Regions from separate parts of the Homo sapiens genome. Here region 1 is linked to region 2. A link is a loop called in an ENCODE intact Hi-C map of the cell type or tissue named here. Cell type or tissue: mammary epithelial cell. All regions are shown on one strand. Links, peaks and the distances in the headings refer to the core of each region. The heading gives the core; the rest is flanking DNA.

Region 1 (16,551 bases), core at 3,606-11,605, 86 kb after region 2:
AGGGTCCAGACAGCACTGTCAGTATTTCACACTATTGGTGACCTGAAGGGGGCGGTAATAGGAGGAATGGGGAGGATCCAGGTGCAACAGATTTTGTGGATGAGGGTAGACAGCTCTGGGAGCTGAGTGTTAGTTACAACAAAGGCAGTTATCAAAGATAACTCCAAGGTATCAAGTAAAGATGAAAAGCATTTAAAGGAATCAAATTGAATTCCATTTTATATAGTGCCGAGTATGAGCTACCACAGGTGTTCCCAGTGGAGACAACTAACACTGAGTTACAAACAGGGTCCTGGGGCACAGCAGGAATGCGTGAGATTAGGACTAGCAAACACTTTGGCCAAGAGCACTATAAGCCATAAATATGGGAGTAAACTTCAAAGAAGTCTTTGTTGAGAGAAAAAAGGAAAGCAAAACCTTGGGAAATATTTACATGAGTGATAAGAAAGAGAATGAAGAATGAATAAATAGAGGAAAAGAAAAGAGAGTTCTAAGGGATAGGAGAAAAACCAGGATAGTGCAGAGAGACCATCAGGGAGAGGAAGGATCAGCAGTCAGTATCAGGTGCCACAGACACCAACGAGGGAGAGACCTAGGAAAAGATTACCTTAGGTTTTGGGATTACTAGCCTCCTGATTGTTGTCAAGAAAACAGAATCAGATGTGTCACAAAAAAGACCATAAAGAGGGGTTCAGGAGCAAACATAGGATAAATGGGAAAGCAACTATTACAAAGTACAAGTTTAATGTTTTAAAAAGAAATAATGAATGGGTAACTCAAAAGTGGAGTAATGAATATTTTTATGATACAAGAGTTCCTAGCCCATTATAGACTGAGAAAAACCAGTGTTAAGGGAGACTCTGCAATTAAATAGGCAAAGTGAGAAGGAATTAGATCTTCCATTTCACAGGGCAATTGGAATGGTAAATATATGTGAAAGGAATTTGAAGGCACTACCCAAGCCCAGTGAGGCAGTAATTATATTATACTGGTTCTTTCTCTACTTCTTCTCAACATTGCTTTCTATTATTTTTTATGAGAAATAATGTTTTACAAGTATTATTACTTCACAAATATTAACTCAGTTCCTTACCCTCAGTAACCTCTGAACACTAAGCAGAGGATAGGTGTCATACACTTTGAACATTTAAATCATCTTAACAATTTTTAAAACAATTTTTAAAAACAATTGTTTTTGAAATGACAAAGCATAATTCTTTAAAAGCCATGTTCTGTGTACTTCTTTCATGATATGCCCAATTCAGGTAGCTCTGTAATTACTAATAACAAACCTATGTGTTGTTCTCAAGGCCACCTTCATTGTCATGGGACATCCTCAAATTCATTATTTGTAGGGAGGGTTTCAATTTGTTTACTTAAAGTATGCTGCTTTCTGTGATGGTCCAAGACATTCCAAAGGCCAATCCCACCTGTACACAAAAGTATCTGATATACTTCTACTGTAGGATGGTGATCTGGAACCAACTGAATCAAACGATACTTTGTTCTACTATTAAATTACCTGTAAAACTAAATAAGGAGATTATTTTGTCACTACTGAAAATTATATAAACAACCACATGGAACAATGTTGAACATGAGTCTTTATAATTTCACAAGGCCAAATGAATTTATAGTTGATGTCAAAATTGACCTTGAGGAGTTTTTTCCTTTCCTCTCCAATTCTAAAAATGAGTTTCCTCCTACTTATTTATCCTCACTAGTTTTAGCTTGGTTATGTTATCAGTTTTATACCAAGATATTAGACCAAAGAGTACAGAATTTTTAAAAAAGCTTGGTGTGGCATGTAGAATACTACAAAGAATTTCAAAAAGCAGTAACTGAATTAACTTTGTCCTTCAATTTTTTACTGTAATCACGTTCTTCCCTATATAATCACTGATTATCTCTTTGCCTCATATCTTAACCAGGTATTTAGATGTAAAGGAGACAATGAAAGAAAGGTGCATATAAGTTTGAACTACAAAAGATAACTCTGTGTCTAATGGAAAAGACACATGCAAATTCTAAACTAAAACTTTTAGAAGTTAACCCCAGGGTAAAGGATACATGTCATTTTCTCAGGGAAATACTGTAGGTCTTTATAGGTACACCTGACTGGATTTTTTCCAATTTTCATAAATCTAGCCCATTCCATTTTCTTCCTGACCTAAAGGTCCCAGATGGGTGACTAGATCCTGGGATTCCTGAAGTGGCCTAAGTAATCCTGGGTTGACATGCTAACAGGCACTGCAAAGCAGGCCTGGTTTCACTGGGCAGTGATACAGGCAAAGCGTGCCCCCACTTCCAGCCCTGCTCCAGAGCAGGAGTTCTTGACCTGGAGGCCTTGGACTCTACTGGTACCATTACTGGGCCTTTCTTTTAGAGGTTCATATTCTTTCCTGCGTGTTGTTCTGGGACACAGGTTTAAAGATTTTGTTACATTAGGGTCAGAGAACTAACAGAAGGAAAAAGCCACTTCCCCAGGACATATCCTAATCAGAATCTGCACCCTCAAACCTGGCACCCAAGAGTGAACTTAGAAGCAATGAGGAGAGGTCCCTGTGAACATCCCAATGCAGAATGGCTCCTGATGTCCTCTCGGGTCCCTCCGATATGCCTTCAGGGTGGGGGCAGGTATGATAACAGACTGCTAAAGCTATTTCTTGAACATGTTGCTAATGGACTAAGACTGGGGCTATGTGTTGTTTTCCAATATTCAGAAAATATTTTCTCACCCCCATGGTCTACTTATTTGCTCTTTTTAACATGAACTTCAGCCTATGAATGCATTTTATGTGCCTTTAATTAACCTCCCTATGTTTCCATTTCCTCATGTGCATAATTGCATAATGAGAATAAAAATAGTATGCATCTCATAGGGTTATTAGAAGGATTCGATGGAACACTACATGTAAAGCCCTTAAAGCAGCACCAGAAAAACAGCCAGCGCTCCGTGAATTTGAGTGTCGGCTACAGTTTTAAGTGCTTGAAAATTATTAATATGAACTAAAATTGATGCAGCCTAAGTGAAAGTTGTTGCAGGTCCCCATCCTTTCCCCCTGAGAACGACTGAGGCTGAAAAGCCCTAGATCTATGGGAGGAGATTGTGTGTAAGACAGTTACATCCTTCACTTCGAGGAAAAGCCAGTGCCCTTCTTCTTGTCCCTTCTTGGATTCAGGCCTGAATAGACTGGGAAGTTTCTCCATTATCTCTTTGCCTTCTTTTATTCCCCCATTTGTATGTTTTTTTTTCCTAAAAATGAAAGAGGACTAATATGCATAATCTTATTACAAAACACCCCATTTACAGATAAGGAAACTGGGGCTGAAAGAAGTTTCAAATCTCTCTGAATGTTGTCTTCTTGGTATAGGGAAGGGTTAGAGTGTTATTAATATTATAGCATTACATTCTAGTGTTAACCTGTTAAGTTCCTTTTTGTCTTCAAGTGCATTCTAGTCAATAAGAGATTTTCACGCTGGGCATGGTGGCTCACGCCTGTAATCCCAACACTTTGGGAGGCCAGTGTGGATTTATCACTTGAGCCCAGGAGTTTGAGACCAGCCTCAGCAACATAGTGAAACCCCATCTCTACAAAACAGTTAGCGGGGCATAGTGGTGTGCACTTGTAGTCCAGCTACTTGGGAATTTGAGGTGGGAGGATCACCTGAGCCCAGGAAGTTAAGGCTTCAGTGAGCCATGATCATCCCACTGCATTCCACCCTGGGTGACAGAGTGAGATCCTGTCTCTAAAAAATAAAAAAAGAAGAGAGATTTTCAAATTATAGGGAATGGACTTGTGTGCTCTCTTACCTCAGAATACATTGTAGGAGCTGTACATTTTCCTGTGTGCACCCATCTACAATCTGTCCATTCACCTTAGGTGCCCTTTCACCGTAGCTCCTTCCAGCCGGGATACCCGAAGAGGGCAAAACATCAGATCCTTAGAATGTGCAAACTTCTGTGCTACCATATCAGAGAGCCCTTTGCAAAGACAAATACTTACAAGTAAAGAAATGCATCTTTTATTTTTTTGAAAGTCCGTCGGCTTGATGGCATGAGAGTTGTCTGAAATAATTCAAAACAGAGGTAAACTTAGAAGAGTGAGTTTCACTTCCGAGGAGGATTGCTTGTAATCACCCTGCTTACTTACCTTCTTCTATTCTGAAGCAGTCTGCAGTAGTTGGGAAAAGTGTAATCTTAAGAAATTCAGTAACAGTCACTGGCTCATTGTACCTGGTAAGTTTTCCCCGTGCCGTGGTGCCCACGGTTTTTGGTAATGCATGGAGATAATTTCGGACGTCTGCTTCTCTTAACTCCTGAGCACTTTTGCTTCTCACTGTAGAATTCCAGAGACACATGGGTATGGAACTTGATCTAAAAGCCTCCTAGTAATAGTTGCAGATTAGATTGAAAGCCAAACTAGACTGTACACAAGTCTGTATAAATCCCAAAATAGAGCTTTAAAATAATAACTTACTGAGTCATGATTTCTGCATCTCATATGCAGTATTCCTTAAATCACATGTTGATGGCTAATCAACAAAATCCAAAGACGCAAATTAGATGGTACAATATTTACAGAGAAAATATATGTGTAGTTTGAAAAGCAAGGATTCTCAGGGTTACAGTCCCACCCCCATTCCCCCCAGAAATGATAGCAGTTGCAATCTGAACTCTCCACATTGTAACCAAGAAAGGAATGAATATAACAATGGAAAGAGAGAGATTTAAGATAGAACTTCTTAGTTAAAGGAGTCTGGACCTTCAAGAAATATGTTTAAGAAAGATTCAGAAGAAATACTAGGTAAGATGAATTATTCCTTTTTCTCAAGTAAAATTCTAGCAGCGTACTTGTTAAATGTTTATTTTGGCCAGGTGACAGAATTCAGGAGGGCGGAATCTTGTTTACCTTGTCCACTGCTGAATCCCTAGCACCCAGCAAAGTGCTTACACAAATTAGGAGTAGGTGCTCAGCAAATGTTTGTTGAATGAATAAATGAATGTTGTGGGGAGAATGAAGCTAAAATAATGATGTAGTGCATTTGTAAGCATTATGCCCATTTGTGAAAATATAGGTACTAATTTTTTACCCGATTATTTTTTTCATTCAGCAGACCTACAAAACAAAGTGTATCACAAATACCCTCTGCTTTTCATGCTGGGGAAACAGAAAAGCTTTCTTTTGAATGTAAGCTGCTACATGTTTTAATTCTAATAGCAATATGGCAGGTCAACTTTGTAGTATAATCTGGTGCCTGTTTTTGATAGATACCATGGAAATAGATACTTATTTTCAAGATGCTCAAACAGATGATTAGGCAAAAGCTCTAGCAAACCTTGAAACAACAAAAAGGAAAGGTTTTCCCACTCCCACCTCCCGTTACTGTAACATCCTGCACAGTTTTCTGCAACCCCACATCCTCCTCCTTGTTTCATCTTTTTCCTGGGTCTAATCTTTGTCTAGGGAATACAGCATGTGACTGTCAGTCTAGCAAGGAGATAGTTCTTGAGAAATCCACCCCCTACACACTGTGTTCCCAAGCTCCTCTTACAGGAATGGCATGATTTGATCAGCAGCAGGCAGAGCTGGCCCAGGGAAACAAGAGCTTGGCATAGAAATCTTAGTGCCCTCCTGCTGGAAGGGCCCTCAAGAGAGATGCTTCATGCCCACCCTCCCTCAACTGGCTGGACAGTAGATGGATGTGTAGGAAAACAAATTCCTGGCTGAATGAATAGAGGATTAAATGAATGAGAGATGAGTTCACTCCTCCAGAAGTCCCCGCCATCCCACTTGAATAGAAAGGCTAACTTTGAAGCCACTCTGTTCTCCATGGCACTATTTTATGTATACTCAGCTTTGGAATATGGTTGCCATCTGCTGCCAGTGCTTAGGACTAAGGAAGTATTGGGGTGGGTAGGAGGAGGCTGGGAGGGAAGAAAAGAGACACTTAAAATGAGCTAATGATCTCCTTTGTGTTAGAGCCTAGGTTTCAGAACATCAATCCTGTACTTCAAGAACAAAACACCAGTGTGTCTTAGACCACACCAGGCGCCGGCACATCAGATAAAGCCTGTGCTGTGTGGTGTTTAGCCACCGAGCCTAGAGAAGTTCTAAAAGTGAAATTACAGGTGCAAACTGAGGAAACTAAAAGGAGAAAAGGCCAAGGGTAAAATACAATCAGGAGGGCTCTGCCGATATGTATCTTTGGGGCTACAGTAGTTGAAAAATGAATCTACTAATTAATCAGTTGGATAATACTATAAAAGCAAGGAATTTAAGGATCTTTAGAAGAAATGAGACACTTTTCCATACACTCTGAGCATATTGTGAGCCTTTAGTATAATCTCAGGGTGAAAGTGACCTGGCTATTGTGTATTGCTGTAGACGTAACTGTTGATTAAGTGTTAGAGATTGCTGTACTAGAGGCATGCATGGTGGTCCTTTAAAAACAGAAAAGGCTGTTAAGCTCAGCTAGTAAGACAATCGAACATATCTGAACGGCAGAGAATAGCTCATAGAGCTTCCTAGCTTCCCTGATGTTGTTTGCATAAATTGTTGGGGGATGTTTGTTTGTTTGTTTGAGACAGAGTCTCACTCTGTTGCCTAGGCTGGAGTGCAGTGGCATGATCTCAGCTCACTGCAACCTCCGCCTCCAGGGTTCAAATTATTCTCCTGCCTTAGCCTCCTGAGTAGCTCGAATTATAGGCATGCGCCACCATGCCCAGCTAATTTTGTATTTTTAGAAGAGACGAGGTTTCACCATGTTGGCTAGGCTGGTCTCAAACTCCTAAACTCAAGTGATCCACCTACCTCAGCCTCCCAAAGTGCTGGGATTGCAGGTGTGAGCCAACATGCCTGGTCAAATTGTTGGTTTTGACACAAAATCATATTGATAATTTATGTACTGAAATAACATGCCAGAGAATAGTAATTAAGCTGGGGATGTATGCTAGTGAAAAAAAAAATATTACAGTGAAGTTTATTTTGGGAAAGGATTAGCTAATTGGCTAGGCATGACATTTGAAGGCCATGTACTGTTATGTATTCAATAGTAGGCCTGTATCTTGAATTGGAGGAAGGCTGAAATTTCTTTTTGCAAGGGAAGAACCTCATCAGCGATGTATATAAGTATAAATTTAGAGACAATGACAATCCTAGAAATGCAAAATACCACTTTAGGGAGCAGTAAGTGATTGCTGAGCAGTGTGTCAGACTCAGTGTCTGAGAGCAGCAAATCAGAACATATTTGTTGGCTGTGTGAGCTCTGGCCTTGACTACTGTCTTCCAGCAGGAACAAGTCATATACAACTGTGACTCAGCCTCAATTAGAATACTAGTAATGCCCTAAATCTATCTCATGTACAGTTTCTCTTCCTAGGAACCTTGTGTGCCTCATATTCTATTTGTCCCTACAACATCCCTGTGAAGCATACACACCTTTGTTTTACAGGTGGGATAACAGGTCCATAAAGGAATAGTTTAATTCTTTGTCTTCAAATGTGAAATGATTGATAATCAGTATACTGACCCAGCTCATTGTAATGTTTTTCACATTATTTCAGGTTTCCTAGGCAAAGGACATATTTTATCTTCTCATTATTATTTTTAATTAGTTTTCAGAAAAGGTGAGATAAAAACAGAATCTAACAAATATCCCATAGAGATATTTGGTGTTCTCTTTTCTTTCAAGAATAAATTAAGACCTTCTCTGCTCCTCTCTGCTGGCTCTCTCGGCAGATAGTCAAAATCCCATGCCAATTTTCAAATGAATAAGGGATCATTCTAATAGCTGATCACAGTCCCCTCTGTTGAGGAAACAGCCTTTAAAATTCATGTCTGGACCCTGAATAAGTTACTCTTGGTTATAAACTTTTAACAGTTTGACCTGAAGGTTTTTAAACTGTACTAATATATAACCTGCTTGTGAGTTCAGCAATAAATTTATCCCCAGTATGTGAAGGGCCAAAGAGAAAACTAGTGTCTTTTATTCTCTCCAGTGACCTTCACTAAATATTGCATATTTACTTTGTAAATGAGGACACCCAGTGGCCACCAAGAGAAAATATTCTAAACAATCCTTGACACTACTGTTAATGTACATATAAATACCCTGTTATCAATGCTGATTGATAGATATTTCTGTAACATCTGTTACCAAGCAGGTTAGCTTCCCTAACATAGGCAAAAGTGATCGGAGTTTGGCCTGATCATTTTTCTATCACATCATAGATTGGTCATCTCTTCTTATTTTTTATTACAAAGTATGGCTTAGCTTTGGGTTCCACTGAATCCTCTGTTGACAGGGGGACCCAGTGAGCTGTCTCTCTGGGGAAATGGAATCAGGGAGACAGAGACAGCATGGCATGTATCAGAAATCATAAATGAATGAGCAGAGTTTGTGGGCAACTCAGTGAACACATAAAACAATTGCTTGGACTTTAAATTCTATTGAAAATAGAACTGTGGGTAGGTAGGGAAATAAAGGACAAGAAGAAGAGCATTACACAGAACTTCAGGGGCAAAAAAGCCCTGTCAGGACCATATCACATAGACATATCTCAGAGTAAATGTGCGCCCTGAGGTTCCCACTTGTTTGTGAAGTGTAGCGAAGAGCTGACCAAACAAGCACTCACATAGAACCCACACATTATAAAGAAACATGCTGGGCACAATGAGGGATCCAGTTACATATTTGTAGTTGTCATTGTAGTTGTGGTTATAACAAGACAAGATACTAGCCTTTGGGAGGCTTTGAGTCTTAGAGAGATAAGACAGACACAAATGAAAAAAGAAACAATAATATATTGGTAAGAACTAACTTAGGTGCTACATGTATAGGAAGTTCAGGTGAACTTCCCCAACACTCCTCAACATTCAGGTACAAAAAAATTCCCGTATTTTTCTAAAGAAAATTAAACCTGAGGCCCCTGTCACCAAATTCGCAAGAAATACAGACAAGTTTTGGGGCTCCCTTCTCATCCCTAGATTGGTACAAGACTCATTAAATCTAAGTCCTTAGTCCATGATGGTCTCCAACATTGACATTGCTTGACCACCCCACAAAGATGCCATTGAGCCTCGTCCTTCTGACTGCCAGCACTACTGCACTAGCTGGGTTTACAGATGCCCTCCACAGTGGTCCTTGCTGTTGACCATTGGCCCAGCCCCCAGATGATCACTGTTCCTCTCAAAGTGGTGCCTTTTTATGTCCAGCCTCCAGAAGTGTGCCAAGCAATTACCCCAACTGGAGCTGTATGCAAGTAGAGACCTTGCTACCTTCTGCATTTGAGGGAAAGTGGATTGTTTTTCTCTCCAGTAATGCTATCCAATTCTCTAACTCCAAAGCATCAATCAGCCTCACTCTCCTTACCCATTCTGGGTTAATAATTCATTTTAGAGAACAGACATTAGGAAAGAAAACTCTTTGTTTTATGGTTTATTCTTTAGGGCTTAATGGGCTCTGAAACCACAACTCCCTGAGGCAAAGGAGCCTATAAAGTATACAAAAACCTGGCCATTCATTCCTACAGGTGGAGGAAAGGGGAGATACCTTCTCATTAAGAAAGTTTTCTAATTCAGTGAGAACAAGCCAAAAATGAATGTCTTAGTTTATTACCTCACCAACCAGTGGAAACCAAGAAAAGTGAACTCTAGTAATCACAGAAGGCTTCACAGAAAAGGAAAAAGTTTGAATAAGGTTCATGGGGATGATAAGAATTGGTGAGGAGAGAAACCACAATAACTTCAGAACTGCGGAAAATTCAGCAGAAGAGAAGTAAAAATGAATGTAATCCACACACAGGAAAGCAAAATGGCCAACCTTTTGGATTAGCACAGAGATTTTATTTTAGAGAAAATCAAATCCAACCAAATCAGTGAAGTGAAATCAGATAATTTGAATGTTAGCTATAGCTATAGGAGACTTCTATAGCTCAATGTCTTTTTTGACAATATGTAAATAATATAATAAATATTATACAAAAGACTATATAAAGAATATCATAAAGATAAAATGCCTACTTGTGATTAAAATAATTATAAAGTATGCCTTCTACTTTACTTATTTACCAGAACCTCCCAAGGTTTTGAGTTCTATCTGACAGCACTTATTCTTCATCTCAGTATGAGCCAAAAAGGAACTTAGGTCCTATTCTTTTTTTTAATGATTTCCCGTGCCTGGTTCTATACCCTAGGTGCGCAGATGAATTTCAGCTACTCTCTTAACCTAGCCCACACAAATCATCTCAGTGCTTCCATTTTAACCAGTCATCCAACAAAACAGATTTACTTTTTTCCTTGGCTTTTCCCTGTTGCTTTGGGATAGAAGGTCTTTACTCCTCAGTGAACTTATCTATCATGGCTCAAGTCCATAGAGAAATTGGCCGGGCACAGTGGCTCACGCCTGTAATCCCAGCACTTTGGGAGGCCAAGGTGGGCAGATCACAAGGTAAGGAGTTCGAGACCAGCCTGACCAACTTAGTGAAAACCGTCTCTACTAAAAATACCAAAAAAAAAAAAAAATTAGCCGAGTTTGGTAGCACGCTTGTAATCCCAGCTACTCAGGAGGCTGAGGCAGGAGAATCACTTGAACCCAGGAGGCAGAGGTTGCAGTGAGCTGGAGATCGCGCCACTGCACTCCAGCCTAGGGGACAGAACAAGACTCCGTCTCAAAAAAAAAAAAAAAAAGAAAATCTTGCATTCCCCTCCTACCAACAAACAGAGATACTCTTGAAAAACAGCGGTCTCATTGGAAGCAACTTTTTTTTATTTGTTAGAAAGACCCAAGGGAAGAGAACATTTGAGCATGAATTTGAAGACCTGCTTCAAAAGCAGTTTCAGAACAGCACAGCAACAGAGGACTAAAGGAAGTTCTATGAATTGGGAACTCAATGATATTTTTTGCCAGAAAGCTTTTTTTTTTTTTAATGACACTATTGAGTTCTGTTTTCTCACTCGTTTAAGTCCAGAGAAAAGTTTTCCCAAAGTCAAAAAATCAGTTTCTTACCTAACTATAATTCATCAGTGTGTGATGATATTCTTTAAAGAAATGCCATACCTGAGAGTTATACTGAATCTTTGAACTCACTGAATTTATAAATCTGTTTTTTCTATAAAATAAGTATATGATTATGTAGAGACCACAAGAACAGATTATCAAGTAAGAAGATGCTGGTTTTCATATACTCAATTTTTAAATTTGTGATTGCTTCTTAAGCAAAACAAAAGACCTAACTTATTAACTGTACAATTGAATATACAGATCCTTCTTTAAGGTCTATTCAAAGCCAAGTTCAAACAGCACAAATTTGTGAATTTAAGTAGATCCTTTGGTTCATTTTTGTATACCACCCACGGATGTAGCATCTCTGTATTTTTGTTCCCCAGATTTAGTGAACAAAGGAAAAGGTTACAATAGGGCAGTAGCTAAATTTGTAAGGAAAGCGCTTTAGAGAGAGAAAAAATGAAACTCCTAAAAGGTGTCTCAAAAGGTTTACAATATAAGAGGATTTAAAGGCATCAACCTCAGATTTCATTGACTTTTTTCCTTAGTCCCAGCAAGTCTTCTCCCCCTCATTTCATTTCAACTTTGGAATGACGGCGTAAGTGTCTTTCAGAATGTTGTCTGGAATTATCTATCCAATTCTTTATTCACAGAGTAAAACTTAATTTTCACAAACTGTACTGTAAAGTAAATTTCAACAGTTTACCTCATTGGAATCAGATGCTCAAAGTATAAAAAATTCATAAAGCATATAGTGTGATAATACTCAAGACTGAAGTTTTAACTTATGGTTGGAATTGGTTTCATAAAGTGGATGCTCAATTACTTGTTGATTGATTGATTATGCCCTCACCTCATAAGTAAGGGATTTGAGGTAGCTTAAATTAATATTCAATTGTTAATAAATATGTAGGAAATGTATTTCTATATAACTACAAAAAAAAAGAAATCAGAGTAGAGGTAAAATAAAGAATGGATAATATAATGAGGCTGGTGAAAATTTTACATAGAAAAGCATACCATGAGGTCCTACATAGTTGCTAAAAGGGGGCCTAAATTTTTATTCTGAGCTCCCTAGTGAACAGAGCCAAGAGGGAAACATGATCAGTTATGATATTCACAGGCTCCACAAAGAAAAGCAAAACACAGCTTTTCCTGAGCACTGAGGTCTGGGAGAAGTTGATTGATTAATATATGTTTCCAATATCAAAGATCCTTATGGATAAATTTCTTCTATTGATTTAGATTTAAGATCCTTTGTATCCTTATGGTTCCATTTATACTGGGGTATTCTCAGTAAATGTTTCACTAATGAATTGGTGAAAATTCAAGTGACCCCCAAAGCAGCTTCATTCATAAGTCAGTTGTATTTACAGTTTTACAATATGGATAGGCATGCCCTCATCCTTTCTTAGAGAGAACAGCAGACTTAACATAAAATCAGGCAAGCCAAAGGCCTGGGCTAACCAAGGGAGACTGTGAGACCTCTAAGGCCAAGTAAAAAGACTTTTCTGGAATTACTTTCTCCTTTGGACCTGTAAAATCCCACTAGTACTGTAAATCTATTCTCAGCCTTAGATAAAGTATAAAGCTCTTATTTTTTGGTGGAGTGAAGAGAGGAAAAAGAAGTCAGGAATGGAAGATAAGTCAAGATTTGGGGATGGGCCTGAAAATCACAGAGCAAATGTTTTTCTAGTTCTCAATTTTGCCTCTTTGTTCCCCATACTTCAAACTTAGTAAAACTTCGTGGTATGACAGCAAAAAGGAAGAAAGGGAAGGAGGAAAATAGAAAGAAAGGCAGTCTCCCCATTACAAGTGCTATAGATCTTGCAAGTAAACTATTTTTTTGGCTGATTAGATGTGTATATTGAGTTTATATTTATTTTTTATTCAAATTATACCACAATATCTAATTTTTAACAGTCAAAAGATGTTAAAGGGTGTTTTCTAATTCTTCTGTGGATTTGTCTTAACTGTCAAAAGGGACTTACTCTGAGTAAAACAAAGTTTGCTAAATAATAGTTAGCTTCAACAGTTGTAAACTATATGTCTGTCATAATCCAGATTTCTGCTAATATTAGTAGTTACCTACATTTCTCTCTTCCCTTTCAATCTTTTTAAAAAATATTTCTCTTCTGAAAAGTAACTTTTCTCATTTTGGCCAAGATTGTTTGCTTTCTCATACAAAATAGTATCAGCTCAACTTAAGTAAATGGAAAATATCAGTTCAACAGACCTTATGCATCAGAGTAATGCAATCACAAAGTTTGCATCAGTTTTAGAAGCTTTGATTATGGAAAGTAGTTACAAGTATTTTAAAGAGGGATGCCTGAATCTCAATCCACAGCTCTTAATTTGGGGAAAACACAGACCCCTTTGAGATTTTGATGAAAGCCACTGACCTTATTCCTATAAAAGTATAAACATGTCCATTTATAAAAACTATACATACCCCCCAAAACCCAAACATAAAACCAAGGACCTTTAAATACTTTTAAGTATTCTCTAGAAATGTTCTATGAATGAATAAAAATTCAGGTAATATTAAAGGCATACCCAATTACAGTATTGGGATCATAAATAGAATGGTGTTGTAAATACTGTAAACAAGTTAGTAATTTTTAATCTTTGTCTAGATAAAATAATAAGTAGTGACTAAAAAAGCACATCCAGCTAGTCCCCAACTTTCATAGGTAGCCATTCCTGCAAACATGTTTGAAAGTCAAATTTCTGCAAGTTCGAAGTCAAATTTCTGCAAATTTCAACAATTGATATATGTTTTATGTGAAGAATTCTGTTACCAATGGCTAAAAAAACGTGCTGAAATCCTTGATGGTTCCTCCACACTGGGCTTAGACAATCTGGAAGATAGAGGAGAACCTTTATTGGGAGATGGCCCAAAACACCCCCCTTTTCACCCAAGAATGGGTAAGTAAAACTGTACAGCTCGCCCTCCCATAGGCTGATGACCCTCCCTAGTCTCACTACAGAGGTAATAGCAGCTGGGATATGCTAGGTATATAGAGCCAAGATAGGAGAAAGAGATCTTGTCTGCTTGCTGCCTTCCACTTGCATGTGTGATTTCTCCAGTGCTCCCAGCCACCTCCCAAGACTGTGATGATACTAATGAGATAGAAAGAGAGAGTGGGGTGGTGCAGAGTCATTTGCTGTGGATGGAACCTGTTAGCAAGAAACTACTATACCTCCTATAGTGCAGGGATTCAGCAGGACTCCCTTGGCATATATGAGGAGGTAAAGTACATGTAACTGAAGTCTTACCCCAGGCAGGGGGTTTGGAGAATAAGGGGGCTCAGTCACCAAAATACATCCCCCCTTTCTCCAGAGATGACTGGCTCTTTCCTAGTGTGACTAACTTGGCAAGCTGCACCCTGTTTCATGTGCAAGACCCACTAACCTCATCTGGTGCCCCAAATTGAAAGCTCAAGGGCTTTCTGGCCCTGCCACTTGACTTAGGCTTATTAACTGGACCGAAATTTATATTGGTTTTCATTTGAGAGCTGATGTTTCCTTCCAAGTCCAGAGACTTCAAATCCCCATCCCCCTCTGTAGCATCTTACCCTTGCACTAGTCTCATTTTATATATCCTTTTGCTCTCCTGATTGAGAAAGAACTGGATTTCACACCTAATTAAAAGAGATTGTATTGCCTGCTGTTTCCTTTCTTGCTCATTTTCTCTTGTGAGCAGGCAGCTTTTTATTCTCATGCTAAGTCCTATCCCTGGACCCCTGCAGCTTAAGGGACAGGCAGGAGCAACGTTCCTGCAAAACAGAGAGTCAGGCCCTCTATCCCCAATTCCCCACAGGCAGATTTTCCCTTCGGTACTCACCCCTGCTTTAGCCCCGTCTGTGTTGTGCTCTCGCAGAACAGTCTCTTAGAATACATGATGACTTTCATTACTGCAATTCCTTCCATGTTTTGAGGGAATGCCATCACAAGCTGACTCTGTATTTTTACTCTAGTAAAAAGGAGGTAAGTTATTATTTTAAAACACAGAGAACTATTTTTATCACTATTTCATTTTGCCATCAGTTTTGTGTTCATAACACTGTGCATTTTTTATTTTGGGTGGGGAAGAATCCCCAAATACACATGATCACATAATCTATGTAAAGTTTTGTGGTTTTGTACAGTTGATAGGGTTGGGGTTTGGGTGTGTGTGTGTGTGTTTTTTTTTTCTTGAATAGCCCAAATGCCTATTCAGTGCCAATCTAAGAAAGAATAGAGTTAGCATTTTCACACCATTCCTTCCTATACACTCCCTGAATAACCATCTAATCAAGATTTGTTTTCAATGGGGGACAAATCTTCTACAGTAGAGTATTTCAGATTTATTCCATTGGAATCTATACATTAATGCCCATTGGATGAAAAGGACATGCTCACAAAAGCCTGGACTTTGCCTTGCTGTGGCAGAAACTTTTTCCCACTGTATTAGTGTTAAAAATAAAAGAAAGCCTGGGAAAGGAATTGCCTCAGCATTGTGTGCTGGAGGAATGAGGCATGCTTGAATGGGGAGGCAGGGTCCCCCTTCGCATCTGTACTCATATCAGCAAAAACGATTCAGCTTTTCATGGCTGTTCACTGCAGTGTGGGGCCAGTGTACTCAGGGAGATATTTAAGAATTGTGTGTATAAAATTCAACCAGGCATGTCAGATCAGGTTGTGTACGTGTGCAGGTTTAGGTTTGTCTCTGTGGTTTTTAATGAAGTTGGTGGCAATATTATCGCAAGAGTCTTAACTCAGACTATTCAGTAGATAACTTGATTGTTTAGATGAACAAAATTTGCAATCCAATCTGGTCAAACAGTTTGGATTTTTCTCATGGAATTGTGTGTGTGTGTGTGATTATCTGTGTTCATTTCTTATCTCTAAAGCAACCTTCATCATTACTTTCAGTGTCTTTCTTTTTTCTCTGCTGAGAATTAAGATAACTCTCGATCTTTGGGCACTTCAAGTTCCATTCCTCAGTGATCCACTGTTATGCAGTGGAAAAAGCTTTAAGAGGCATAGTTTCTAATCCCAACACTGCCATGTGCTACTGTGCAAAACTTTGGGCAAGTCATTTAGACATTTTGAGAGCCTCGACTTTCTCTTATATGAAATAGCAATAATAAGACTTGTCCTGAAGGGCTGGGCACAGTGGCTCATGCCTGTAATCCCAGCACTTTGGGAGGCCGAGGCGGGCAGATCACCTGAGGTCAGGAGTTTGAGACCAGCCTGGCCAACATGGTGAAAACTCATCTACTAAAAATACAAAAATTAGCCAGGTGTGGTGGTGCATGCCTGTAATCCCAGCTACTCGAGAGGCTGAGGCACAAGAATCGCTTAAACCCAGGAGTTGAAGGTTGCAGTGAGCTGAGATTGTGCCACTGCACTCCAGCCTGGGCAACAGAGCAAGACTCTGTCAAAAAAAAAAAAAACAAACAAAACAAAACAAAAAAAAACCTGTTCAGAACACACATAGGATTGTTGTAAGGAATAAATGAGATGTTACATGTAAAAAAGTTGTATACACAGTCAAAC
Region 2 (16,551 bases), core at 3,221-11,220:
TGGCTATGACTTCTCTCAGATTACTTGTCTTTGAGTGGGCTCCCACGTGCCTGACATTTCTTTCGGTTTTCTTCTTTCTCCCTAAGTAGCAATGTTGTTGCTGAAGCATGACTGAGAGATAGTTTTCGGTTTCATACACATCCTGAGTCTTGTTTTAGGGCAAGAAACTTAATCTCTCCAGTAACATCTGATGGCACTGTTCTCTTCATAAGCACCTCTTTCACCATTTAAAAACTGGACCTTCAATTACCCATTGTCAAAAGGGAATCCTTAGTGAACATGATCATATGTGTCCCGAAAAAGATACCATCACTTTCATGGGCGGAAAATATAGTTTCCCCTTTTTAGTAGCTCATTTTCAATTGAAATATATTGGAAAGGTTGTACATACCTAATTCTCCAGGTGGAAAATCTCATCAGTGCTTTAAAACTACATAGTATGCTGAAAGACTCAATCTCTTTCACCCACAATGTGCCTATATTTTAGAAACGAGGTGTATGAGAAAAACCACATCTTCTCACTTGGTGATATATAGCAGATGATGTTCATAGAGCGAATTGTAAATTCAGGGTGAGGTCTTTGTAGATCAAACCACTAGCCTTCATTAGCTTGAAAATGTGACACAAGTTATATCTTGCTGAGACGAGGCCTCTACAATATTATATTTTTCTGCTTTTCTCCTAGAATGAATTAAAGACTTAAATCCCTTGTTCCTAGCATTCAAAATGGTCTCTCTCTCTCTCTCTCCATATATATATATATACATAAACACACATATATATAAAGTGGAAATGTATTTATATATGTAATTATATTTCCATTTGGCTATTTAAACATTTTGAGAAATTGGAGGTTTGTGCACTAACTATATAGGTGGAGTAATCTTCTTATTTGGGAGGTAAGGGTGATTTTCATACCTGTTGGGCCAGATCTTCAAAGAATACTCTAGGTTAGCTGGTGTGGTGGAAAGAGCACTGGCCTGGTGGGCTCCTGGAGTCCTAGTGTCTAGTGTCGACTCTGGGCCTCAGTTTCCTCTCTACTAAATTGGGAGGGGGAGAGATTGATCTCTGGGGCTTTTTCTAGCTCTGTATTCTCTGGGTCTGCAAATCGCCTTCAGTGTCTGCCTTGCCAGCTCTGTTTGTCACAAAGATTAATCCATTTTAACTGTACCTTGGAGTGCACCCGGGAGAGGAGGATGGATGGATTGTTTTGTACCTAATATTGCATCAGAACTTTTGCCTTTTTAGATGAGATCGTGCCGTGCCTAAAATCTGTCTGCCTATCTGCCCACTGACTTTGTCTGTGCTGATCTCTTGCCACGGTGCCTCTTCTTCCAGCATCCTTCTCCCTCCAAGATCTAGATTCGGCATCTGACTGTACCTGTCTTGTTCTCTGCAGCATCTGTCTGCTACACTCCTAGACCATCGTTAATAAACTTTCACACATTACACGAAAACCCCTAATATGTTGGCACCTGCACATAAATATCTATGGTTCATAAAACTAGAGGAGAAAACTCCATTTTTTAAAGACCTCTATCTAGTGCCATTTGTATTTGCACTTTTTGTTTAGTTGTAAGTTTTAATAGTTCCCCCTTTGAGGATTTGTCAGTACGAGCAGTATTGCTTATCAGAACACACCAACAGTCTTTTTGTAATATTCGCTTTTCCCCTTTGGTTCAGCCGAGCCTGCTGACAGATCATTCAAATTCAATTGTTTTATGTCTAAGCCGAACAGCTAATTAAAGTAGGGATGATTAACCTGACTGGCAGTGCCGCTCTCCCTCTCGCGCTCTCTCTCCTTCTCCTTTTCTCTCTCTCTCCCTCCTGTTCCAATCAGTCTTTTTCTCACACACTCTCTCTCTCCGTCTCTCCTCTCTCTCCCTCTCTCTCTCTCTCTCCCCCCCCTCTCTCTCTTCCCCCTCTCTCTTCCTCTCTCTCAGTCTCTCTCTCCCTCCCTCGGTTGGTGTCTCTCTCTCTCTCTCTCTCTCTCTGTCTCTTGCTCTACTGTTTTTTTTTCCTCTCTCTCTCTCCTAAACGTGGTCTGCTTGCTGATGGCAGAATGGCACTCGGAGATTTGTGCATTGTGTCTGGTTTCCTACGGGCAGGCTGACCCAGTGCCTCCAGGGACTTATCAATAGACCACTCAGAAGAGACACAGACAGGAGAGAGGAGGAGGGGTGGGGGGAGAGAGAGAGAATCAATATCAAGAATAGAAGGAGCTCCGAAGCCATTTTTTTTTTAAAGAAGTATCGGGACTTGGGAGAGGGTGACAAAGAAGGTTTTTCAAAGAGGCAGTGGAGGAGGTTCTAATAAATTTGGAAGGAAACAGTTCCCTGTCTTGGGAAAAGGAGAACTCCTGACTGATTAGCATTCACACCAGGTATGAGATGTTCGCTACCCCTTATCACTGTGTCGCAACCGAGATGGAAAAGCCTTTTTTTTTTTTTAGGAGACCGAGGGAGCATGTATTTTGCTGTGTTTGTTGTTGGGGGGTAAGAGGGGCGGCGTGAGAAGCTGTGGGCATTTGTGTATGAGAGCAGAAAGAATGGAAGCAGTACAACGGGGGGTGGGAAAGAGTATGGAGTATGTTACTGTCTTCCCTGTCTTTGTGCACCCCTGGGGGGTTACCCAAGTTCATTTCTAGCAGGTGGATTTAGACGGGAGTTACTTAACGCTTGACCGCCAGTTTTGAAAAAAAAGAAAGAAAAAAACGCTGCTTCCTATGTCTATTAAAGGAAGCTCCAATTTCTCTCTCTCTCTCTCTCTCTCTCTCTCTCTCTCTCCCTTCTCTTTTCCTCTCTCTTCCTCTCTCTCTTCCTCTCTCTCTGCCCCCCATCCCTCTTCCCCTCTCTCCCTCTCCCTCTCTCTTCTTTTTTTCCTCTTCTAACCAGACAGCGGGAGGGTTTCTGGCTCCCAGCCAGCCCAAAAGCCTCTAAGTGTTTTGCACTTGTTTCAGGGAGTAGCTGCCCGGGGATTTTTCAGCATTTTCACTAGAGAACAAAGAGTTCTTTACAAAGGGAAGGGTGGGGGGGGGGGGAGTGAGCTTAATGTCTGATATATGTTTTTCTATTTTTATTAGTTTTTCGCCTAAAAAGAAAGAGACAGGAACAGAACATTCACTCTATAAAGACACAAAGACATTCAAAAGAAATCCAGTTATCTTTTCTCCCCATCATCCCAATATATACATATATGTACATGAAAAAATTAAAAAGAAAAAGACTAGTTAAGTTGCATATGTTGCTCTTTTCTCCTCTTTTAATCTTTCCAAATCCAACTGTTCTTATGCTCACTTTATGCTATTTTTTTTCTACTCACAATAAAAGTTGTTCAGGATGCATCTTCTCTTATCATGTCTTTACCCTTTCTGGGTCGCCAAAATCTTGTGGAAGAAAGAACAAAAGTCCATCAAATAATCAATTTGGTGACTAGAACATCTTCTACTTTTGCCACTTGGGTAAAAAGTTAATTATGGAATTTGGGTTCCCAAAATACCAATGGGGTACATCAGTTCATTCGATCTCACAAGTTTTTGCATCCATCTGTTTAAAAGGTACCACTTGTGTCACTTGTCAGTTATTAAGAAAAGGTAGTAAGGGAGCAGATATTTGTATTTTATTTTTGTTTCTAATTATGTAAATGACAAAACCCCCAGAGAGATTTCTTGCCCCTTCTATGATACACTAGTTCATGCAAAATATAGTCTAGATGGAGATTTTGTCAACGATTCTGATTGCCACGTAGCTTTGTGTTCTCCATTTCAATTTTTGCCTATGCATGTATATTTTTACCATGAATTTGTGTTGTAGCAAACATTTCAGAATGCTTATCATTTTCAAATTAATGCTCCAACAAAAGCAAAAAGAAATCAGATGTGAGCTGTATGTGTAAAATGTAGTAAACAATTTTATCTTTTATATATGCTGTACATTTATATCTTTATGCTAATATCCTGGATTTGTAAACCCAAGATAATGTTTTCTTTCTTAAAGTTCTCCTCTTAATGCATTTATATGTTGATTGTCACTTAGAAATCTTTTTAAGGTACATTATAGACACGAAACTAAACAAGGGGAACAATTCTCAAGCTCTACAAAAATCCTTAAATATATATTATGTACCATTCCTAACTACAGATAACTGTTTTGCTAAGTAGAAAACAGCTACAACAGTTGTTTCAAGAATCAGAAACTCTTTTCTTTTTTTTTCTATTAACTGAAAATAAAATCTATTCATATCCCTGGGGAGGGAAAATGTAGGGGAAAATATAGATATATACATTTTCCATAATTATAGAATGCATTTATGTAACTGCTTCTTAAGGGTGTAATACATATCAGGGCAGAGTGTGATGCTCATCAAAAAACCCTCCTGGCTGGGAGGTGTGAGTGCCTTATGTTTGAAGTAACTTGATAACAAGGAGTCTTTTCGGGAAACCTTACTATGTATGTGTTGCCTCAGTAATGATCCTCAGATAAAAAACAAGTACTAGGTGGCCAGTGTTAGCACTTGAACTCACTGAAAGATATTAGAAGTAGGGGAACTTTTGGCAAATCCAGAATTTTCCAGGGTAACTCACTTCTTACACTTACATGTTTTCTTTAGGAATATTCTTGAATTGCTTTCAGACTTTTCTGTATTTTTGTAGAATTTTTTAATGCTTTTAATAGTGCTTAAGGAGAAAAATACTTTTAAAAAGAATGTCATCCAAATAAGAGAAACTCAGTCTTTAAAAAGTTTTATATTGAAGACAAGAGTTGTTTTGGTTTTGCTTTTTTCCTTTTTGCTTGTGTTCTATTTTTTCTCCCTGAATTCTTTTGTTGCTGTGGGCTGTTGTCCCTGCATTTTTAATTTTTCATTTGGTACCCCCCCTTTTTTTTCTTTTTTCTTTTTCTTTTTGGTCTGTTTTTGATGTGACCAAGGGGATCTTTGAAAGGGGCAGAGGGACTGGGATAACAGGCTGTTACTGAAAGCTGCACTAGCTCTTCTTGATCCCAACTCAGGCAGCTCCTATCAGCTAGTTGTGCCGCCAAGAGTACAGTGACAGGTGATAGCTGTCATTCTGGGATTCTTCGTGGATCTGACCTGAGAGTGACACATTCACAGTCGAGGAGAAAAGGGAAAAAAAATAGAGGAGGAGGAAAGAAAAGCTCTTTGAGCTGGAATACACTGGCCCTTTCTTCCTGTAGGCAATCCGCTCCAGTTCTTGGCGACGTGTCCTGCACTATCAGATATCATATGACTTTTTATTTAGATTCCTTTTCGGAGAATGGCCTGTTAGGACTCTGTTTGTTTTCTTTTATTTAATTTCCTTCTCCCCTCACCCACTAGTTTTGCGTATCTGTGTGTGTCATAGCGTGTGTGCGCACATGCATATGTGTGTGCAATTTTTATCTTTGTTTTTGTTCTGTTGATCTGATGCTTTATTTAAAGACAAAGCTTTAATTATTTCAGTATACTGGTTTAATTATTTGCCAAAAAGAAACCTCATTCTAGGCTTTTTGGGGGGTCCATTTTTAAACACATCCATTAACACATGAGGCTGGAGATCCTATATGCTTGTTGGTCTGCCCTTGGCCCACTCCCTCACCTTAATTTAACCCTCCCCTTCATCAGCATGCACAGCAGTATAAGTTAGGAAACACCTGTGCTGAGTTGAGAGAGAAATAAAAGTAGAAGCAACTTCTTCAAATTTGCACTCCTAGTTTCACTTTAATAAACTTTTTTTAATCGTTGATTTTTTTTTTTTTTTTGGCATCCTCTGTTAAGCTTGAAAGCATCAGAGATAGTGAACGATGTGTCTGTGGAGCTTTTGTGAGGCCAGCTGAGCACCCTTGGAAAGTAGAGCAGGAGCTGAAATTCATTCAGAGACTTAAGAATTAAGTAAGAGATTTAAATAAGATCTGTGAGATCTGTGAGCTGTTCAGGGTTTGGTGATAGATGGTAAAATGGAATGCTTAGGGATATTCAAGGAAGAGAAAGAAATTTTCAACCAGGAACGAAACAGGCATTTCTACTGCAATTCATACTTTAAAAACCTTCTTTTATCAAATTTTTATTTTATATATCTCAAAATTTAATCAATTGGTATGATTGCCTTCTTTTCCACGCTTGCTATGAAAAACAGATGAATTGTGCCGATGTTATTACTGGGTTTCTCCTAAATTTTTGTTGTATTTCTTTTTCGGCTTTAGAGAGTTCTGATTTTAGTTAGCAAAAGAAAAATAAAACTTCTCTAGGTATGCATATGGTTGTATACACATTATTCTTATCTACATATAATATATCCTGTTTGTATCAGGATATAATTTTTGTATAGTTACATGCAAGACTGCCTTGAAAGTTCAGATGACCATTACATTCTTTAAACCCATAGTTTTTAGTTTCTTGTTAGTTTCTCTAAAATTATTTTTTACAGACCTTAAATTTGTAATGCCTTATCATAGCCAGAGGTGAATTTTGTTGAAACTTGGAGAAAAATTTATTCCACCCCTTTAAGCGTACCCAAAAGGGAAGAGAGAACTATTTTTCGTTCAACAAAAAATTTTAAAAGCCTTTTTTCCTTCAGCGGAAAACTCCAAAACAGCTTTGTCTCAGAACGTTAAACTTGGCATGGATAAAAAAATTTGAGTTTTGCTTTGTTTGAGGAAATTTGTTTTTGAAACAACAATGTTATAAATATTTTTAAATTGCCTGCTGAGCATGCGCTGTATCTGACTTTATTCATAGTTTTAAACACACACCAAAGTGCAGTCTTCTGAATGGCCACAGGTAAGGCTGTTGATTTGTATGATCTTTCGCAGAGGCACCTTCTGTGAGTCTACTCAGTTTTCCAGAAGGGAAAAAGGCGAGAGCTGAGTTTAGACCTGGACACCTTTCTAAATATCATAGAGCAAAAGTAAATTGCCCCATTAAGGCTTGCACATTACACTTAGGGTAAGTACTGTTCAACTTTCCTTTTTTATAGGAGTTGCCTGCCTTAACTTTTCAGCTTAATACGAGCAGCGTAAATTAAGAAAAAAAATTAACTCAATCAGTTATTTCACTGAAATAGAAAATTTGCAGATTTTAAAGGGTATCTATTGTGCATAAATTTGGGGATACGAGAATTTGCCAGTGAAATGATAGCAGCTCTGTGCTTACAGAGCAAAGATGTGCTAGTCTGAACATGCCTGATCTCATCTGGAATCGAAAGCTAAATCTAGGTGGGCCTGTAATAATACCAGAAAAGGAACACATGTATCTTTTGTGCAACCTTTTTTTTTTTTTTTTTTTAAAGCTAGGCTTCCAAAGGGAATGACAAAGAAGCAGGTTCTCCTCTTGCTTAATAAGTAGTCATAGTTTGCCTCTGGAGATATGTATTTCCAGTTGTTTTAGTTGTTTTGTTTTGTTTTGTTTTGTTGTTGTCATCGCTATCGAAGAATATTCTTTCCTGTCAGTGATTATTAACACTTTCCGTTTTTCAGAATGCTTTAACTCTGTTTGATGTTTCCTCACTTGGTTACCTTTCTCAAGTCTGCGATGACCCTCTCAGGCTTTGCCATTCTTATCGATTCTTACCAGAATGTACTTACTCATTAGCTGTTTTGTTATAGTTATGGTGGAGATAATCTTGTTTTTCAGGCTTTTATAACTAACCAAACAAATTACCTTTTGAGGTGAAATTTCTCATAGTTATCCTTGACACAGAACTGAACTTGTCTTGAAAAGGCTTGAAGAAAATCCAATTAGCCGTTTTTTGAGAACTGAATATTCTAATAAATGCAAATGGATTATTTTACAAAATACTTATTGATGTGCAATGCTTTTCTAATCTGTTTTTCTTTTCGTGCTTTAAAACAGACCCTGAAAATTAAATGTATTAAAAAGAAAGAAAGAAAAAGAAAGAAACCTGCCAGGTTAATACTGATATTTTAAATACCCAATTTAAAATAATGCTCAAAGTTTGAATTTCTTTGCAACATATCACCTTTCAGTGTCAGTCAGTAATACCTGGGCAGGTATATATATACATTCACACCCACAGGGAAACATGAATCCACTTTACAGTTACATTAATTCTATTTTAACCTACAAGAGAAAAGGTTAGCATTACTGTAAAACTTTTGTTAATTCATTATATTTTATTTTTCTGTAATAAAAAATTCACTGAACTATTGCTTTCATCCAATTATATATATACTTAACACCCATTTATATTCAAATATTTTATCTTAATTTATGAAGTATTTTTATAAGTCTTATATGCTGCTGAATTTTATGCAGCTATATGAACGTTTAAGTTTTTTCTGATACAATTTGCTTTGTTCCGAATCTGTTACTGTGTTAGAAGTTTTTTTCTTTCCCAATCTAGAAAGAGTATGGCCATCTTTTCCTATATGTGATATCTATACATCTTCAGTATTCTGAAGAAGAGATTTTTTAACCTGCAATCTCTTGGAAAGCTTTCAAACAAGTGGGAGAAGTAATCTTTACTTTGCTTCTCCTTGATCCATCTGTTTGCCCTCACTGTACCACCCGTCACCACCAGCAACCCTGAAAAAAACAACAGTAATAAATATGATACGATAATTTTTCTGATCACAGAACCAGGAAATACCAGAGAAAATTGTGGCATATGTAGGAAAATGCCAAGAGCTTCTCCAGTAAGATCAGCTGTTTTTATACTTTTTTTTTTTCCTCTTGAATTTTGTTTGTGACTTTTTTGGCTTGCTGAAGCACATCCCCATAATCTTACGAAGCCACAGCAAATTCCCAATGCCACAACAATACTGTGCAGCCGGGGAGAGGCCAGAAGAGCTGATCCTGGGTGGCTGCAGGCTTCCCCAGCAATGGTGCAAGGCAGGAGGAGTAAGTAGGCTACTCTTCTTTTCCCTTCTTACCTAGGCTGCCCAACCTGCCAGCTAGAGATTTTCTTTCTGTAGCTTTCTCTTCAACTGTCTGAGACATTTCCTTCAACAACCAATGACTTTCTACTTCCAAGGGATGGTTCATATAGCAAAACATCCATTTTTATTTTATATTGCAACATGGAAAGCTTTGAAATTGGAGGGGCAAAGGAAAGGGGCTCAGGGTATCCGAGAAATATCCCAAATGGCATTAGGCTCAAAGCTGTTTTTCATGGTTGCTCAGGTCTATAACTTTCCTGTTCCCTCCAGAGCCTCTAAGTGGTTGAAAGTAGTGAATGGGATAACTATAGGGTACACACTATGATCTAACTGATTCAGTAGATGGAGCTCTTCTCCTTAAGTCTGTATTTAAATTAACGTCCCACTCTAGTTTGTGGGGCTCTCTCTTTTAAGGTGTGTCATACTACACACATAAAATTGAGGCCTGCATAGCTAGAGAAGAGATTTCCTGGCGCTTTTCAAGAGACATGAAGCATTTGTTCTGAAATGCAAACAGTGCAGGGGAGCACTAGGGTGGGGTGGGAAGGGAAATGGAGTTTACCTATCTAAATTTCTCTCTGTGTTTGTTGATATTCTTAAGTGTGAAATTAAATCCTAGCAGTTATTGTGGAATACACTTATTCATTAGCTAATTTGTAAATGTAGAAAAATATATTGCACATGCAGGATTTTGGTGATATTCATTGCAAATCTTCCAAGCTATCTGAACTGTGCAGATCTCCTTTCATTTAATTCTACAAAAGCATCTTAATACTGTAATGCAGTTGTTTCATCTAATTAGTCTAGAGTACCTGAATAAAATGTTACAAGTTCTGAATTGTGACAGCACAGTGGAGGGCAAAGTAGTGTGTTAGTAAGGTGCCTTTGTGGAAGCCAAAATATTTTCAGCAATAACTGAAAATAGATTTCCAGTATCTGTTTTAATGGGGGAAGAGCTACTTGTTTATTTCTTTTTAAATTAATTGAAATGAATAATTGCCACAGAATTTTTGTCAGTGTTACATTGTTTTCAGTACCAATAGAATAAGTTTGATCATGTCTCTTCCTGGTACCAAGTGGAGAAATATATGTACACTGTATGTAATAAATTATCTTCCTTAGTGGAATGTCTTCTCACAGATTGGAGATATTACTGAATATCTCTTGTTAAATCTTGATAAGATCATTTGGCCAAAGTAGAACTGGTCTTGGCTTTAGTACCAAAAGAAATAGCATTTTTAAAAGACTTGGATTTCCTTTGCATACCACGTGTCTGAGTTTGATACAGTCCAGGAAAATAGAGAGGATGAGATGAAATTATTCCTAAGCAGCCGCCGTAGGCCAAACACTGAAACAGTGCCAACCTGGACCAATCAGGCCGGCTTCTCAGAAGATACATGCTTTTGTCAAACACTTACATGAAGAAAGAGAGAGAGGAAGTTCGTGAAACTGTATTTGTATGAATATTCTTCACTGATTTCAATAAAGTCCAGGGTAATAAATTCGATGATTTTTATTCTTTTGTAAAGCAGAAAATCTGAGTTTTTCTGGGCAGCTAAGGTTCTCTAAATGTTGTACTGTGACATCTTTTAAACAAAACTATCCTTTCGAATTTAAGCAGTGCAAAACTTCTCACAAAGAGCAAAGAGTAAAATTGATGGAAACTCAGAATCAATTCCAAACCCATTTCTGGCATGATGAGAATAACATTTGTGCTGTGTTTAAAGTAGTTTAAAACAAGAAAATGATAAAATGATCAATATACTTAAAGCCAAAAATAACCAGGAGAGAACAATCTGTAATCCATTCTCAGTCTGAAACCCCACACTACTTATTTATTGAACATGAAAATAAACAACTATATATTTTATAAGGTGGCCCTGCAAACCTTATAACATATAAACAGTAATGATGAGATGCCAGGCTTTCAACCCTTTATTTAAGCTATGTGTTTAGAATTTAGTCAGGCAAAAACTCCTGGACTTAAACTATTATACATTTATTTGTTTCTACATACCATGACCATAAAAAGAACAAACGTTAAGGAATATATAGATTGTCGCAGTGAACTACATTGCCACCTTACAGTTTATGTACTCTGTTTGTTTTAAAAAGAAAAAAAGGTTTTAACTACAGCAAAAGAATATTTTAAGTTAGAAAGTCAGTTAATTGATCAATATAGAACAGATTTAATATTTCTTTAAAAATACCTTGACTCCTGACTAATTTATTAAATTCAACACATACATAAATGTAAACCATATATATTTTATACTTATTGCTTTAATGGATTGCTTTAAAAGACTAACTTGACACTAATAAATTTTGAACCTGTGGATTCAAGGTCAGTGAATGCTGCTGTCCAAGTTTACAAAAATCTCTCTAGACTTAAGATTTTGCTCTAATAAATAATTTTCTTACCAATTTTTCAGAGGCACTTAACTGGATATATATTTATCGATCAGATAAAATAAAATTGTCCATCTAGATTTTTAAAATTCCAGCTGAAGAACTTAAAATAACAACAAATTGCATAGGCACACAATTTCATTGCACTGAGGTGCTGTAGGAATGATGATAATTCTAATGAGCACTGTGACGAATGCAACTACAATGAAACATGTTTGATTACATCAGTAAGAGTGAACTCAGTGGGCAAGGTCAGAAGGGTGAGACATAGAAGTCATGACTGAGTGGGGGCTAATGATTAAAGTTATGGGAGCTATTTAAAGCCCTATAGCTGGGTGCAAAATTAACAGATGTGGAAAATAAGAGTCAATCAATTCTAAATATGGACAGTACTTTTTCCTATAGGTTATAATTAACTGTAGAATTTACTATTGCAAGGATTTATAACAACATCATAAGCTTTGGTTGTCCAGTGTGATAGTAGATGTAAAGAGCTGTTATGCACATCTGCTTAAAGATTTATGTAAGTGTAATTGTTATAGCAACTTGTTATGCTATTGTTTGAAGTTTAAAAGCTCTGCTTTAAGCGTTGACAAAGCAAATGTCAGCATCAGAGCATCATAATCACTGTATCTTGGAGCTTGAAGGGGCTTTAGATATCTCAATATGGGTGAGTGGGTTAACCAACTCTTCAGAATGGAATATTGGAATATCTGGTCGAGGACCATGTAGAATTTGAAAATACATATATATTACAATGTTTTATATTTGGAAAACAAAATTTACGAGAAAAACTTAACAAAATAGAGAAAGTAAAGCTCTACAAAATTATCTGGACTAATGGTACTATATATTGCATTCTGTGAACCAGGAATTTTAAATAGAGAAGAATAGAAGGATCTACATTAAAACAAGGTTTTATTTTTATCAAAAAAAATTTGATGAGGGGGTTGTCCAACAGATTAAGAAATGATATTCAGGCTTAAACTACTCATTTTGCCAATAAGAAAACTTAAACACAGAGAAGAGATAAAATGCTTTCAAGATGAGCAAGGCAAAACTGGGACCAGAACTCAAGTTTTCTAACTCACGTTTTCTTGATGTACTCCTATGCCAAAAGGCTGACCACTAAAACTAATTTATAAAAATAAAAAGTAAGTGATATCCCACTTTGAAGAAGTGGAAGAAACCAGACCCTCAGGGTTTCTATTTCTATGCCAGTAACCTCACCTCGGATGTGGCAGGGACAAATATGTGTGATGAGGATAAGGCATTCTGAGGAATGAAGGAAAATGCACCCAAATGCATTGTACTCCCTAGAGACTCTGGAGTTAACACTGCTGCCCAGACCTCCATAGCCTTGTATCTCACATTTTTTCTCCCTCTATCGCCACCAAAAAATAAATAACAAGAAAAGTTTTGAGAAATTGTAGTCAGAAGATCTTTTGGAAAGAAGTATTTCTTTGTAGAAATATTCCTGTACAGATTGGTATATTTTACTATCTTATCAAAGTATGAGTTCTAATGAGACATTGATGATTCAACAGGTTTATAACATTACAAACTGGAACAATCCTTGTTTCCTAAGCACACACCACATTTTCCCATCCATGTTCCTTTTCTCCTAGTATTCCCAAATAGAAACACATTCTGCCTCCTTTATTTCTACAACACTTTGTATCTTTTAATGAGCCTTGCCATATTTCATTTTATATGCAAGCTATTTATGTATTTATTTGTAATGTAAAGAACAGGTCTACATAATTTTAGGCAATGTACTTAATTTTACTGGGCCTCACGTTCCACGTCTGTAAAGAGAAAAACGATATCTGCCTTCCTAGGATACTATAAGAATTCCATGAAATGTAGTATATAAAGTGCTTAGCAGAATGACTAGCTCAAGGTTATCACTCATCATTGTTGTTATTGTTATTGCTACTATTACTTATTAATATTCCCCTGCCTCTGATTCTTTCCCATTTATATACTTCTCGAGGTCATAGATTGACCTAATTCATTGTCTTCTCATGCAATGAACACAATGATTTTTGTGTAACAGGAACCTAATAAAAATATATTGAATCTTTTTATAAAAGTCCATATTGGACCTATTATTTCCCTACAAAGATCCTTAAATCCTGTCCTGGAAGTTTAAAATAGTGGTGGTTATGGCCAGTGCCTGACCCACATACATTGTAAAATGCAGTGGTGTTGCTTGCTGTGGACTGTCAGAGCCACATGATTTTTCAGGTTCCCCACAGACCCCCAACAGCTTAAGACTGCTCTTTGCAGCATCCCCAGAAGTGTCAGCTTATATTTCTGGTTCATGTGATTAATGAGCTTGTTACACCTCTGTCTGTAGCCTAAACTAGAAACTTTCACTTTGGAGAGCAGGTCAAGATATCGAATTTAATTTTGGTTGCATCTGTTATAAGCCAATTGTGTATTCATTACATTTATAGATTCCCTCTTCAGCCATATATTTTCATGGCTGTTGAGAGCACCTGAATCTGTGTTGAATGTCCTTAGATTTTACTTTGGAGACCTGAAAATGAGACAGTGAGATCTTTTTGATAGCTAGCTGTCATCTTTGGCATTTTCTTCCCTTTAGTGTGTAATCTGGTCTAAATTTGAAGAAGAGGGCAAGTATAGCATTTTTATCTAGCTTGAATATGGCATGGTAATTCTGTATTAATGAGGTCAATGGTAAATGCAGTTCAGCTACACATTTCTGTTTTTCCAGACATACAAACACATTCTGTGGAAATAGAAAATGTCTAAAAAATGGAAATGATGAAATAACTTGAGACATGTAAGGGTAGAGATATAACATTAAATGTATGGGTTTAGCAAGCAGAGCAACATACAAAGTGGACTCTGAGTATGTATGGATCTTGCCAGTCCTTCAAGGTTTCAGTGGATAGCAAGAAAACGAAAAAGAGGTAGATCACATGAACATGGCAGAAGAGAGACTGACAGCAGGGTGTGCTCAAGTCAGAAGGAATGTTACATTTTAATCAGCCAGAAGTTCCATTTATTTGAGAATAAGCTGGTATTTGTGAGGGGAACAAGGTCACATTTAGTAGAACTGATAATTCAATAAAGGATTTTGACTTTGCCAGAGTAATGGTGTTGGCATCAAGAGAAGAAAGTTTTGCAGATTTCTGTGTGTGCACTTGCTGTTACTGGTGTTCCTGGTGGGTGGCTGAATCATCCTGATGGCATTCAACAGGAACCAGCTGCTGAGAATATTAAAATGCAAGCATTTATTCCTCTAGAGAGACAGTAGCATCTGCAAAGTTTTCCTATCTTGATAGTACAGATAATCCCAGGGAGCATTCTCTAGTAGTTTTCACTCTCTATTCATTTATACATTTTCTTTTTATCATTAGCATTAATATCTCAAGTTCTAAATGAAGAGAAGAGTGCCTGAGTCCTGAGTCCACAACAGGCTGTAGAGATGGATAGTTAACACTTGGCCAAGAACTTGGTATTGCCTCTTGGGCTTTACCTTGAATTGTTATCTAAAAGGGGGAAACTGACATTTCCCTCCCTTGGCCTGTCTTCAAAGCAAAGAGTCATCCATACTCCTAGTCTTCAGCGAGCTCCATCAGTGTAAATCCTGCCCCCAACAACCCCCACCAAACACGAGCTTTGGAGCTTTTCACTTTACTTATAAAATTTGTAAATTTGTTGCTTTCCTTGTGTGTTTGTATTTTATTTGTTTGTTTGGTTTATTTTGTTTTGTTGGTGGTTTTTTTTGTTTTGGTTTTGGTTTGGATTTTTTGAGCTACCATCAACAGTTAGGGGAAAGGGAGTTACAAAAAGGAGGTTTGGACTCTGTAATCTTCCAGGTCTTTCCATCTCTAATATTTATGAATAATGTATTGAACTGATGGAAAAAATGTTGAATATGTTCATTATGAATTATATTCACCGGTGTGTTGCCTAGAATATAAAAGAGCAAAGCAGTTGCCGTGTAAGTGGTTGCTTACAATAAATGTAGTGGTACAACAGAGCTCTGTATCCCTTCTCATTCCACCGCGCGTCGTCCCCAAACACACGCTTTACATGTCTGAGTGGCAACTGCAGATGAGGTGCTTGATGGGATGACAGCCAGCCAAGGTTCTGACGGGTACAGGGACATTCGTAGTGCAGTGGGTCTTAAACAGAAGCAGCCTTGATGAAGGTTTTGATAGTGCAGTTTCCTTCAGGAGAAATCACCGAAGCCAGTTTCACATAGCAAACATTACTCAAGTGCTTTCATGCTGCAGGGGTTATAACTCCTATTAGGAGAATTGAAACTTATAATTTTGCCCCTGATTTTTAAAAAACAGCATGAATAACTAATTTGTCAGCAATGTTACATTCTAAATGAGCCGGAGTGGCAGAAAATTCAGAACTATTTATTATATTTAGCTTCAAAATTCATTATATACTTGTCTCTGTTGGTTTTTCTTCATAATTATGTTTTGTTTAGAATTTATCAAAATAAAATTGTATTTTCTAAGCATTTACCAGATGACATTGAGAAACAGTAACCAGAAGCATGATAAGAGACAAGAAATCTTTTTAGTCACACAAATAATCGACAAAAGAGATAATAAAGAGTTAAAATAATAGCAAAATAGTTTTTCACTGGCCAAAAAACAGTGAGGCCCATTATTTATCAAATATGTCACCGTAACTGATATGCAAATATGTGCCAAAATAGAGAAAGACCATCTAAGGTCAGGGACTCAGAGAGGACAGCCCTAATGTAGAGAATAGTTCCAAGTTAAAGCAGTTCAACAGGAAGGTGCACAGAAAGCTCTGGCTTTTGTCTGATATCCCAGGAGAATAGCAGAGTGTTGATGAGCAGGTTCTGCCTCCAAAAAGCTCTTCCTTCCCATGGTATCACTTCAGAGCCTTTGGACTAGCTCTTGCGAGAGAAGGGTCCAAGACAGTACTCGTACCAGTATCCACTTTATAGTGACATTAATTCAAATAAACTGTCCCAGCGTTATCTATCCTTTTAAAACCTTTTAGAAATAAGCTTTTTTCTCCCCTATGCTCTCTTTAGAAGCTGAAACCCATCAAAGCCCATGAAGAGCAAGTGTAAATTTAGAGCAACCACATTTATCAATAGTTTATAATAATCTCAGAGGAGAAGCAGAGAGAAGAAGAAAGTAAGAGGGAATGAGAGAAATAGTGAAATTTTTTTCAGGAAAATTACATTACCCATTATTTAGATCAAGTCACTCAAAAACAA

The links. Peaks named below come from ENCODE experiments on the same cell type or tissue, not always from the same donor. Only the 100,000 strongest peaks of a DNase experiment are listed, where the experiment ranks them.
Region 1: a loop joins it to region 2, with 2.8 times the contacts of the local background. A loop is called at or near these places in 3 of 110 quality-filtered maps.

What each region holds. Positions count from the first base shown.
Region 1 is chr3:114,354,485-114,371,035 of GRCh38, reverse strand. All of the region lies in intron 10 of ZBTB20 (zinc finger and BTB domain containing 20), which reads left to right. ZBTB20-AS1 (ZBTB20 antisense RNA 1) reads right to left here. Exons shown (of 9, transcript NR_038993.1): 2 at 14,855-14,983; 3 at 13,809-13,868; 4 at 11,528-11,687; 5 at 4,155-4,340; 6 at 3,815-4,069. Among named protein-coding and RNA genes, the nearest start is that of ZBTB20-AS1, 11 kb to the right of the region's middle. RefSeq lists an enhancer at 14,383-15,024. In mammary epithelial cell, for the core only: a CTCF peak has its summit at 8,036; a DNase peak (open chromatin) is centred at 7,295; H3K27ac peaks cover 342 bases.
Region 2 is chr3:114,440,411-114,456,961 of GRCh38, reverse strand. All of the region lies in intron 7 of ZBTB20 (zinc finger and BTB domain containing 20), which reads left to right. ZBTB20-AS5 (ZBTB20 antisense RNA 5) reads right to left here and starts at 3,369. Exons shown (of 3, transcript NR_121661.1): 1 at 3,322-3,369. RefSeq lists an enhancer at 7,092-7,241. In mammary epithelial cell, for the core only: a CTCF peak has its summit at 6,781; DNase peaks (open chromatin) are centred at 6,781, 7,211 and 9,261; H3K4me3 peaks cover 2,052 bases; H3K27ac peaks cover 6,273 bases.